2 separate regions of the Homo sapiens genome follow, and region 1 is linked to region 2. A link is an interaction called in ENCODE POLR2A ChIA-PET data of the cell type or tissue named here. Cell type or tissue: CD4-positive, alpha-beta T cell. All regions are shown on one strand. Each heading gives the region's core, and the rest is flanking DNA. Links, peaks and the distances in the headings are about the cores only.

Evidence for each region. Peaks named below come from ENCODE experiments on the same cell type or tissue, not always from the same donor. Only the 100,000 strongest peaks of a DNase experiment are listed, where the experiment ranks them.
Region 1: POLR2A ChIA-PET joins it to region 2 with 8 read pairs; 15 of 35 experiments call an interaction of 5 or more read pairs at or near these places.

What each region holds. Positions count from the first base shown.
Region 1 is chr12:48,975,442-48,980,790 of GRCh38, reverse strand. It overlaps WNT1 (Wnt family member 1), which reads right to left and starts at 2,469. Exons shown (of 4, transcript NM_005430.4): 1 at 2,037-2,469; 2 at 1,070-1,323; 3 at 102-367. The coding sequence starts at 2,140. It also overlaps the pseudogene RNU6-940P. RefSeq lists enhancers at 330-931, 932-1,531 and a silencer at 2,415-2,784. In CD4-positive, alpha-beta T cell, for the core only: CTCF peaks have their summits at 2,425 and 2,644 (motif pointing right); DNase peaks (open chromatin) are centred at 30, 600, 1,110, 2,780 and 3 weaker places; H3K4me3 peaks cover 2,346 bases; H3K27ac peaks cover 869 bases; H3K27me3 peaks cover 1,279 bases.
Region 2 is chr12:48,915,019-48,920,386 of GRCh38, reverse strand. DRC2 (dynein regulatory complex subunit 2) reads right to left here. Exons shown (of 8, transcript NM_033124.5): 4 at 3,279-3,417; 5 at 1,915-2,112; 6 at 1,484-1,702. Among named protein-coding and RNA genes, the nearest start is that of FKBP11, 7.8 kb to the left of the region's middle. In CD4-positive, alpha-beta T cell, for the core only: no CTCF peak of the experiment used is centred there; a DNase peak (open chromatin) is centred at 2,306; H3K4me3 peaks cover 1,497 bases; H3K27ac peaks cover 2,181 bases.

The sequences.
Region 1 (5,349 bases), core at 1-5,000, 61 kb before region 2:
CTCTCCTGGTGCCCCTTGCCTTATCTCACCGACCGTCACTTCCCCAGCCCGAGGTTGGCCCCTGCCGCTCCGCTTAGGGTGCGGAGCCTCTCAAAGCTCACCGTACGGCCTGCCTCGTTGTTGTGAAGGTTCATGAGGAAGCGCAGGTCCCGCCCCTTCTCCCCGGAGTCCACGAACTCCCGGCCGAAGAGGCGGCCGAAGTCAATGTTGTCGCTGCAGCCCCCCCAGTGCCAGTCGGGGCCCCCGGGGCCGCGCCGCCGGTAGTCACACGTGCAGGATTCGATGGAACCTTCTGAGCAGGAGCGCGCCACCGAATGGGTGACCCCGGCGGAGGTGATAGCGAAGATAAACGCCGTTTCTCGACAGCCTGTGGGAGAAGGGAGCGGGGATCAGCGAGGGGGTACGCGGGGCGCGGCCAGCACCCTCATGAAGGGCTTGGGACCGGAATCCCACCCCCGACTCCGCACTTTGAGTCCTGAGAGCCAGGGCCGGCAGTGCTGGAAAGCTGGTCTCTAGGGCTAGTAGAGAAAGCAGGTGCGTGGGCACGCAGCCACGTCCACGGGCGTAATCACACCTTACTGGGAGATTCTAGGGCGCATTTTGGCTCGATAGCGGAAGTGGAGCAGCCCCAGAGAGACAAACCGAAGAGAGGGGAGCGGAAGAACCATACATCCCCAAGACTTCTTCGCAGCCCAAAACTTTCGGCCCATTTTGGCGGTGCAAGCCTTGCTGGGCGAGAGGCCAGACACACGCCTGCAGAGAGCAGCTTCCCAGGCGCTTTTGAGAGAGGCTGGGGGAAAGCGGCGGTCAGCCGGCGTCCGCGACCCGAAACTTTCTTTATCTGGGGCAGTAGCTCAGAAAAGTTAAGCTTCGTTTCCAGGGTGCACGGCTGGAAAACGCCTGGTAGAAGTCTGGCCCCGAGCTGGCGCTGGGCACGAGGCACTTGGCAAGGTTGATTGTGTGACCCTCCAGGCGCCTGGGACACCTTCTCTGAACTCGCCCGCCCATGCCCTGGGGGTGACCCCGCGTTTCCCCTGCTCCCGGAAGCGTCGCCTTCCTGGGCACCCACCTCGGTTGACGATCTTGCCGAAGAGGTGGGGCCCTGGAGCAGTGGGACAGTTCCAGCGGCGATTCCGGAACTGCCACTTGCACTCGCGCACGGCACTCTGCAGCCCCCCACTCACGCTGTGCAGGATCCCCGGATTTTGGCGTATCAGACGCCGCTGTTTGCGGCTCAACAGCTGCAGACTGGGCTCGAGTACCAGTTGCAGACTCTTGGAGTCTGTAAGCAGGTTCGTGGAGGAGGCTACGTTCACAATACCCCTGGTGGGACGTATGATAGCTCAGGCTCAGGAAGGGGATCCGCACCCTAACCATAAAAACTGTGCCACCCGGTCCTCTTCCTGGGGGTATGTGGCTGGAGAGAATGGCGGGAGATTAATAATACCCGCTCTCCCAGGCTCACTAATTTGAAAGAACTGGGCGTCCAGACTTGTGTGTGCCCAGTAGTCCCAGGGCTGCTCGCCTGAGCCCTAGGTCCGGAGACTGGACAGAGGAGGTACCCGGAGACCGAGTGTCTACCTTGGATCTCCGAGCCTCTTCCGGTCAGCCTGAGCGAGATAATCATGGCCTGCAGTTCTTGCCCACCCAAGGCGTGAAATGCTTAGGAGTCCCACCCTCTTCTCCCCTCCTTTCTAGGCGAACTCCTGGCCCTTCACTTCCCGAGGTGGGGAAACCTGTGGTGAGCCACCGCCGTGAGGCTGGAGTTGGCGCTCAAAGGGGAAGGGCGGTGCTAGATGAGAGTGGGCTCCCTGCCTGGGGTATCTTAGGCCTCCGCGGGCGGATCATTCGCCCCACTTGTACAGAGCTGGAGTCTGGGGCAGTTTCATGCCAGATCGCCCTTCGGTGTCGCGGAGGGAAGTCAGAGCGGGGAGGGAGCCTGTCGGCAGACGGATCCCAGAGCGTGGGAGCTGGGTAGGGTTGGCCCCTGGCTCTGTGCCGCGGGACAAGTGGCGACCCCGCACCAGCTCACTTACCACCATCGGCCACTGCTGTTGGCAGCCAGGGCTGCGGGCAGAGCGGCCAGCGCCAGCAGCAGCGTAGCAGAAACCCAGCCAGGCAACAGCGCCCAGAGCCCCATGGCCTGCCTGGCTTTGCCCGCTCTGTGCTGCAGTTGCGGCGACTTTGGTTGTTGCCCGCGACGGTGGGACGGGACGCGGCGGTGGCGGCAGTGGCGAGAGTTCGCAGTCTGGCTTTAACAACCCTGGGGGCGGGCGGCGGACAGCATGGCTCGCGGTCCCGGCTGGTGGGCTGAGGCGGCCACGGCGGGCGGCACCGCCTCTTATAGTTGCGGCGCTGGCTGAAGTGACGGGAGGAGGCTGCCCCTCCGGGCCGCACTGTGGCACCAGGGCGCACCGGTTAGGGGCGCAGACAATGGGCAGCGAGCGGGGCTGTGGTTCCCGCCCGTCTGAGCCGAGAGCTGACGGGTTGGCCGTCGGGGCTCACCCCCGCCCCCTGCCCGGTGGCCCCCGCCTCCGGGCCTGCACTGGCCGCGGACCCCTCCCCTTGGGACACCCTCCCACGCGCGCCCGCCTCACTCAGCTGAGCGTCCGGAGCCCGTCGAGGACTAGCATCCGCCAGGGGGCGCGGCGAGAGTGTGCTGCGGGGAGAGCCCGCCAGGGGCCCAGCCCGCCTCGCCGCCCGCGGTGGGGTTGTCCCCTCGACGTCACCCCGGGCCCCTCCGACGTCCCCTCTCTCCCCCATCCTGAGTGTCGGAAGGAAAGCTGTGGTTCTGGGCAGCGACTCCGGGGAGATGCTTAACCGCCCAGGAACCCCCGATGGCTGGACAGAGAAGGAAAAAGGGGAGACGGGGGCGTGAGTGCGGCTGTGGTCAGGGAAATCCCGGGGATGAGTTGTGGGGGTGAGCTAACCAAAAGGAGCCTAGCGGTGGAGAGAAACCTAAAGCAACAGGCAGTTTGCTCATGTGCGCCAGAAGAAGCGCACAAGTGGCTGTGTGTGTGTGTGTGTGTGTGTGTGTGTGTGAAGTGGAACAACGTGAATATGGGTGGGAGTGAGAATGTGCTGTGTTCTGAGGGTGCATCCTCCTGTGTGTTGGTACGTGCAGAAACTCCTTGTTCTGACGAAGGATGTTAGGAAACTTTCCAAAGAATTTTGGAATTTAGCTCAAGTCAGAAAAGGTCATGGAGTCACCTTGTCACAGTCACCGCCTGGGGCAGTGTGTCAGGAAGGAGGTGGCAACTGTCGACAGGAGACTCAGAAGCATGATTGAGGGATGCAGAGTGTCTGGACTGTGTGTGGAGTGGGTGGATGAGCATGTGCATGGGAAGATTAAATATGTGTGTATGCGTCATTCTGTTGCCCTTTGTACCTCGTGGCATCCTATGGCGTGTCACACTGTGGTATGTGTCAACCAGTGCATGTCATTGGGGGAGAGAGCCGAGCCTACAACCAAGATGGTATTGAGGTGAACCCAGCCTGGAGTGGCTAAGTCTCTGAGGCCTAGGCTCAGAAAGGATGGGAAATGGTGCGGATGTCCACTGTATGTATGGTGATGGAGAGGACTGGGAAGACAAGGGTTGCTGGCTACATTGAACCTAGATGAGGAAACTTGTGCCTCCATGTGTTTGCTTCTCTTTGGATGTTTCTGCCAAGTTTCTGTCTTTCCCTAAAGCTCTAGTTCCCACCACACTGGGATACCCAGAGTGCCTGTGACCATCTCATCCATTGTACACTTTTCTCTTCTCTCCCAGGGACTCCTACTCAGCTTCAAGGCCATTTAGGCCTCCTATTGAAGAAGTGACAGGCTGGGCGCGGTGGCTCATGCCTATAATCCCCGCACTTTGGGAGGCCGAGGCAGGTGGATCATGAGGTCAGGAGATCGAGACCATCCTGGCCAACATAGTGGAATCCCATCTCTAATAAAAATACAAAAATTAGCTGAGTGTGGTGGCGCACACCTGTAGTCCCAGCTACTCAGGAGGCTGAGGCAGGAGAATGGCTTGAACCCGGGAGGTGGAGATTGCAGTGAGCCGAGATCACGCCATTGCACTCCAGTCTGGGCTACAGAGCAAGACTTCATCTGAAAAAAAAAAAAAAAGTGGCTGCTTTTCCCTATATGGGGAATAGGGGGCACTGCCAGCCTGGTTATCATGCCCCACCACCACACACATGGCCCCTGGAAGGAGGGAAGATCTCTTCTCTCTCCCCATTTTGCAGAATTAAAAATAGATCAGGCACTTGTCCAAGGTCCACGTCTAATAAATGAATCAATGGTAGAGCCAGATTAAAACCCAGACCAATTTGACTCAAAGCCCATGCTCTTTCGACCTTACCAGCTGCTTGCCAGTGTGCAGCAATTACAGGCTGGGAACCCTTCTCAAAATTGATGGGTAAAAATAATTTTTTGGGCCTTTCTGCCTCCCTTTTGAGTTCTAGCTCTCATTTTTTTCATCTCCCTTGTCTTTTAGGATGCCTTCTGACTGAGAAATTTCCCCAGGCCTGAACCTAAAGTCTCAAGTCCCAGAAATGACTAGGATTCCCTTCTAAGGCAGGGAAATCACTCTAAGGAATAAATGCCAGGTAAGTTTCATTAATATTCCCGGGCACTTGTGTTTTAAATGAGATGCATATTAACCCAAATGAAGCCTGATGGAAGTTATTTTAGAAAGAAATGTCCTTCTTTCCCTTTTTTCTTCCCTTTTGCCCAGCCTAGTATATCTGGCCCTTCCAAGGATCCACCCCAGAGGGAAAAGGTGTAGTGGTCCAGCACCCTCCGTAGATCCAAAAGCCAGTAGTCCCTGCAGAGAGCACCCAGCATAGATAGCTCAAGTAAATGGACAATGTATCACGGGGAGCCTGTCCTTTATCCCTTATGAGTTTCTTCCCACTGGGGCCTGGGTCACATCTTTTGGCCTGGTGGATTGATACAACACCGTGAGGGTGGGAGGCTGGCTGGAAAATATGGAAGCCCTGTCTTTGACGACTGTTGTCAAGCAGAGGTGGGAAGAGAGGAAAGGAGCCACTGTGCTTTGTTCCAACATTCCACACACCAGGAGTAGGGGGCAAGAGGGTAAGGCCCCTAGATCTGGGTCACACTGTTTATGACCTGGCTGACATTTCTTTTTCAAAATATGAAATGCTTCACAAATTTGCATGTCATCCTTGTGCAGGGGCCATGCTAATCTCTATATCATTCCAATTTTAGTATATGTGCTGCCAAAACAAGCACCCAACTTTCTATTTAGATCAAATAATCATGATATCAACTGTCCCCTCTTTCTTTCCTGCATCATCCACTTATCTCTCTCCTGGAACATACACATAAGCATG
Region 2 (5,368 bases), core at 310-5,309:
TCACCGCAACCTCTGCCTCCAGGGTTCAAGCGATTCTCCTGCCTCAGCTTCCCGAGTAGCTGGGATTACAGGCATGTGCCACCATGCCTGGCTAATTTTGTATTTTTAGTAGAGATGGAGTTTCTCCATGTTGGTCAGGCTGGTCTCGAACTCCCAACCTCAAGTAATCCACCTGCCTCGGCCTCCCAAAGTGTTGGGATTACAGGTGTGAGCCACTGCGCCCAGCCAAAACTCATTCATTATTAATTCTTTTTTTTTTTTTTTTTTTTTTTTTTAGACAGGGTCTTACTCTGTCACCCAGGCTGGGGTGCAGTGGTGCAATCCTGGCTCACTGCAGCCGCGATGTCCCAGGCTCAAGTGGTCCTCCCATCTCAGCTTCCCAAGTATCTGGGCTCACAGGCATGTGCCACTATGCCCAGCTTTTTTTTGGTAGAGATGGGCTCTCCCTGTGTTGCTCAGGGTGGTCTCAAACTCTTGGGCTCAAGCAATCCTCCCACCTTGGCCTCCCAAAGTGCTGGGATTACAGGCATGAGCCACCATGCCTGGCCAATTCATTTCAATTTAAAATGTAGACCAGACGCGGTGGCTCACGCCTGTAATCCCAGCACTTGAGAAGCCAAAGTGGGTGGATCGCTGAGGTCAGGAGTTCGAGAACGTCCTGGCCAACATGGTGAAACCCTGTCTCCACTAAAAATACAAAAATTAGCCGGGTGTGGTGGTGCGCACCTGTAATTCCAGCTACTCAGGAGGCTGAGGCAGGAGAATTGCTTGAACTGGGGAGGTAAAGGTTGCAGCGAGCCAAGATCATGCCACTGCACTCCAGCCGGGGCAACAGAGTGAATAAAACTTCGTCTCAAAAAAAAAAATAATTAATTAAAATGTAAGGGGGAGCTCAACGCAGTGGCTCATGCCTGTAATCCCAGCATTTTAGAAAGCCAGGGTGGGAAGATCGTCTGAGGCCAGGAGTTTGACCCAGCCTGGGCAACATGGCGAAACCCCATCTCTACAAAAAATACAAAAGTTAGCTGTGCATTGGGGAGGCTGTGGCGGGAGGAATGCTTGAGCCCAGGAGGCAGAGGTTGCAGTGAGCCAAGATGGTGCCACTGCACTCCAGCCTGGGAGACAGAGTGAGACCCTGTCTCACCAAAAAGAAAAAAAAAAAAAAGTAGGAAGGGGCTCACCAGGGTGGCTCACGCCTCTAATCCCAGCACTTTGGGAGGCCAAGGCAAGAGGACTGCTTGAGGCCAGGAGTTCATAACCATCCTGGGCAACACAGTGAGACCCCATCTGTAGAAATACATAAATAAATAAATTAATTTAATTTAATGTAAGAGGGGAGGAAACATGGAATAAAAAAGGTATTCCAAGTGTCCACTCAGCCAGGAAGCAGGAAGAAGCCCCCGCTATCCTTTCCAAATCCCTTTCACTTTGCAGGGAGGCAGGTTCCTTGACTTTATTCTGATAGTCCTCTCCCCTGTGTTACCTTATCAACAATCTTTCTCAGGGCCTTGAGGGTGGCATTACTTTCCAGGGTGAGTCTGACTAAGTTCTTCTGGGATGCTGCCCGGGCCTGAGTTCTTTGGGCCTTAAGTTTTCGCAGTTGTACAAGGACCAATTCCTTGTCATTACGGATATACCGGTTCTCATCTTCACTCTCACGGCTGTGTATCATGATCTTGCCTTTTGAAATAGTTATGGCATCCTAGAGGAACAGAGTAGATTAGGGGAAATCTACTTGACCAACTGAGGGTCTTCAGTGAGACAGGTAAAAGGGCTGCCTGGGGACTGAAATCAGAGCATATCATCTTTTCCCAACCAATGATCAGTGATGAGGCCCAGGGGAAACAAGGGGAAGCAAAAGAGGGGATAATAGAGCAGTTAAAGCAGTGAGTATTTCCAGGTGGCTACACTAACCTGTAGTTTCTGTATTTTTTTCATCTGTACTTCAATCTCTTTGGAGCTCTTCTCATCCTTCACCTGCAGGGTCTCAAAGGCAGCCTTTCGATCCTCTGTGGCATCAGTGTAATTCTTGAGTACATCCTGGAACTTTCTCCACAGATCTTCTACTCTGTTCTCCAGGTGCAGTCTTAGAAAGTGCTTCTCTTCTAAATTCTAGCAAGTGACCCCAAAATAGCAAATGTTTGGAATTACCTTATTAGTGCCCTTTCACTTCTACCAGCAATCCCACCCTCTTGAACTGTTTGTAGCATAGTTTAGTACAGAGGTCTCCCATGAAAATGCCTACACAAGACCAGGCAGATGATATAAATATGTTTTGTGGGCCGGGTGGGGCCTGTGGTGAACTGGAGAGGAAATGCTGCATTTGGGAGGAGGAGGGGCAGTCACTGAGCTCCACGTGAGCCTTGCCATTTGGAAATGTGGCCCAGTGTTGCCAGATCTTTAAATTTTTCAAGGGAAGCTGAAAATTTGGATGTTTTTGTGAAATCTCCAATTTTTAAGTGTAGGATGCTTATTCAAAAAATTGTATAAAACACTGTGGGGTAAATAAAAACAAAGAACTCCATACCCAAACCTAGGTCTGTGGGCTGGCTAAGATTGCAACCTCGAGGACAGTGGAAAGCACTTTGGATCAAGGGGCAGGAGACCTAGATTCTCCTGATTCTACCACAAACCAGCAGCATGACTTTGGCAGGTCATTTTACTTACTTGTGCCTTACTTTCTTCATCTGAAAATCACAGGGGTGAAGCCAGATGATCTCCTTGGTGCTTTTTAGCTCTAAAATGCATTCCCTTGACAATTTAGAATGGTCCTCCCTCCCAACCAATTTTCACAAAATTACAAAAAGCATTAGGGATACCTACAGGGGGCAATAGATGTTTTATTGACTGTGTTGGCTAAAGGGGTCTCTTCTACTTCTAGTAGCCTTGAGCATTTTTCTTTTTTTCTTTTTTTAATTTTTTTGAGACAGGGTCTCGCTCTGTCACCCAGGCTGGAGGGCAGTGTTGCTATCACAGTTCACTACAGCCTCCATCTTCTGGGCTCAAGCGATCATCCTACCTCAGCCTCTTAAGTAGCTTGGACCATAGGCACACACTACCACGCCTGGCTATTTTCTTTCTTTTTTGGGGGGGCCGGTAGAGATGGGGGGGACTCCCTATGTTGCCCAGGCTAGTCTTGAACTCCCAGTCTCAAGTGATCCTCCTGCCTTGGCCTACCAAGGTGCTGGGATTACAGGTGTGAGCCACTGTGCCCAGCCTCCTTGAGCATTTTTCTATCACCTCCTCCCACTTCTTGCCTATCTACTCTCCCTCCGTACCATGTTTTTGAGATCATTCCACATGCTCTGGAACTCCAGCTTGCTTTCATACTCAGAATCTATATAGTTCTGCTCCATGGCCATGAAGATATCTTGCAGATAGTGAATCTCTTTCTCATGTTGGTCAATAATTGTCTTCCTGTAGGAGACAAGACACTGTCCCTGCTCTGAGGGATACAGGATATTGACCAATAATGACAATTCAAAGCAGTATGTAATCTATGTGAATGGTACAAACTCTTAGGTACTGATGGAGAAAAGAGAGAGGGAAGGCTTTACTCTTTTTAGGGCTAGAAAGAATGAGTAAGGTTATTTTATTTTGATTTCTGAATGGGTAATACATTCATGTGATACAAAAAAAGTACAAAAGGTTACAGTGAGAAGTCTCTCTCCCATCCCTGTTCCCTGCCAAATGGGTAGGATTTTGATAGTTGAAAGTGGGTAGTTGGTCCCTCTCCCTCTCCCTCTCCCTCTCCCCATGGTCTCCCTCTCCCCATGGTCTCCCTCTCCCTCTCTTTCCACGGTCTCCCTCTCATGCCGAGCCGAAGCTGGACTATACTGCTGCCATCTCGGCTCACTGCAACCTCCCTGCCTGATTCTCCTGCCTCAGCCTGCCGAGTGCCTGCGATTGCAGGCGCGCGCCTCCACGCCTGACTGGTTTTCGTATTTTTTTGGTGGAGACGGGGTTTCGCTGTGTTGGCCGGGCTGGTCTCCAGCTCCTAACCGCGAGTGATCCGCCAGCCTCGGCCTCCCGAGGTGCCGGGATTGCAGACGGAGTCTGGTTCACTCAGTGCTCAATGGCGCCCAGGCTGGAGTGCAGTGGCGTGATCTCGGCTCGCTACAACCTCCACCTCCCAGCCGCCTGCCTTGGCCTCCCGAAGTGCCGAGATTGCAGCCTCTGCCCGGCCGCCACCCCGTCTGGGAAGTGAGGAGCGTCTCTGCCTGGCCGCCCATCGTCTGGGATGTGAGGAGCCCCTCTGCCTGGCTGCCCAGTCTGGAAAGTGAGGAGCGTCTCTGCCTGGCCGCCATCCCATCTGGGAAGTGAGGAGCGCCTCTTCCCGGCCGCCATCACATCTAGGAAGTGAGGAGCGTCTCTGCCCGGCCGCCCATCGTCTGGGATGTGGGGAGTGCCTCTGCCCCGCCGCCCTGTCTGGGATGTGAGGAGCGCCTCTGCCCGGCCGCCACCCCGTCTGGGAGGTGAGGAGCGTCTCTGCCCAGCCGCCCCGTCTGAGAAGTGAGGAGACCCTCCGCCCGGCAGCTGCCCCGTCTGAGAAGTGAGGAGCCTCTCCGCCCGGCAGCCACCCCGTCCGGGAGGGAGGTGGGGGGGTCAGCCCCCCGCCCGGCCAGCCGCCCCATCCGGGAGGTGAGGGGTGCCTCTGCCCGGCCGCCCCTACTGGGAAGTGAGGAGCCCCTCTGCCCGGCCGCCCCTACTGGGAAGTGAGGAGCCCCTCTGCCCGGCCACCACCCCGTCTGGGAGGTGTGCCCAACAGCTCATTGAGAACGGGCCAGGATGACAATGGCGGCTTTGCGGAATAGAAAGGGGGGAAAGGTGGGGAAAAGATTGAGAAATCGGATGGTTGCCGTGTCTGTGTAGAAAGAAGTAGACATGGGAGACTTTTCATTTTGTTCTGTACTAAGAAAAATTCTTCTGCCTTGGGATCCTGTTGATCTGTGACCTTACCCCCAACCCTGTGCTCTCTGAAACATGTGCTGTGTCCACTCAGAGTTAAGTGGATTAAGGGCGGTGCAAGATGTGCTTTGTTAAACAGATGCTTGAAGGCAGCATGCTCATTAAGAGTCATCACCACTCCCTAATCTCAAGTACCCAGGGACACAAACGCTGTGGAAGGCCGCAGGGTCCTCTGCCTAGGAAAACCAGAGACCTTTGTTCACTTGTTTATCTGCTGACCTTCCCTCCACTATTGTCCTGTGACCCTGCCAAATCCCCCTCTGTGAGAAACACCCAAGAATGATCAATAAAAAAAAAAAAAAAAGAAAGAAAGTGGGTAGTTGGTAAAAGGAATTTGAGGAGTTAAATTTAAAAAGAAGAAAAAAAAGTTATTTAAAAAAGTAAAACAATAACATAGCCA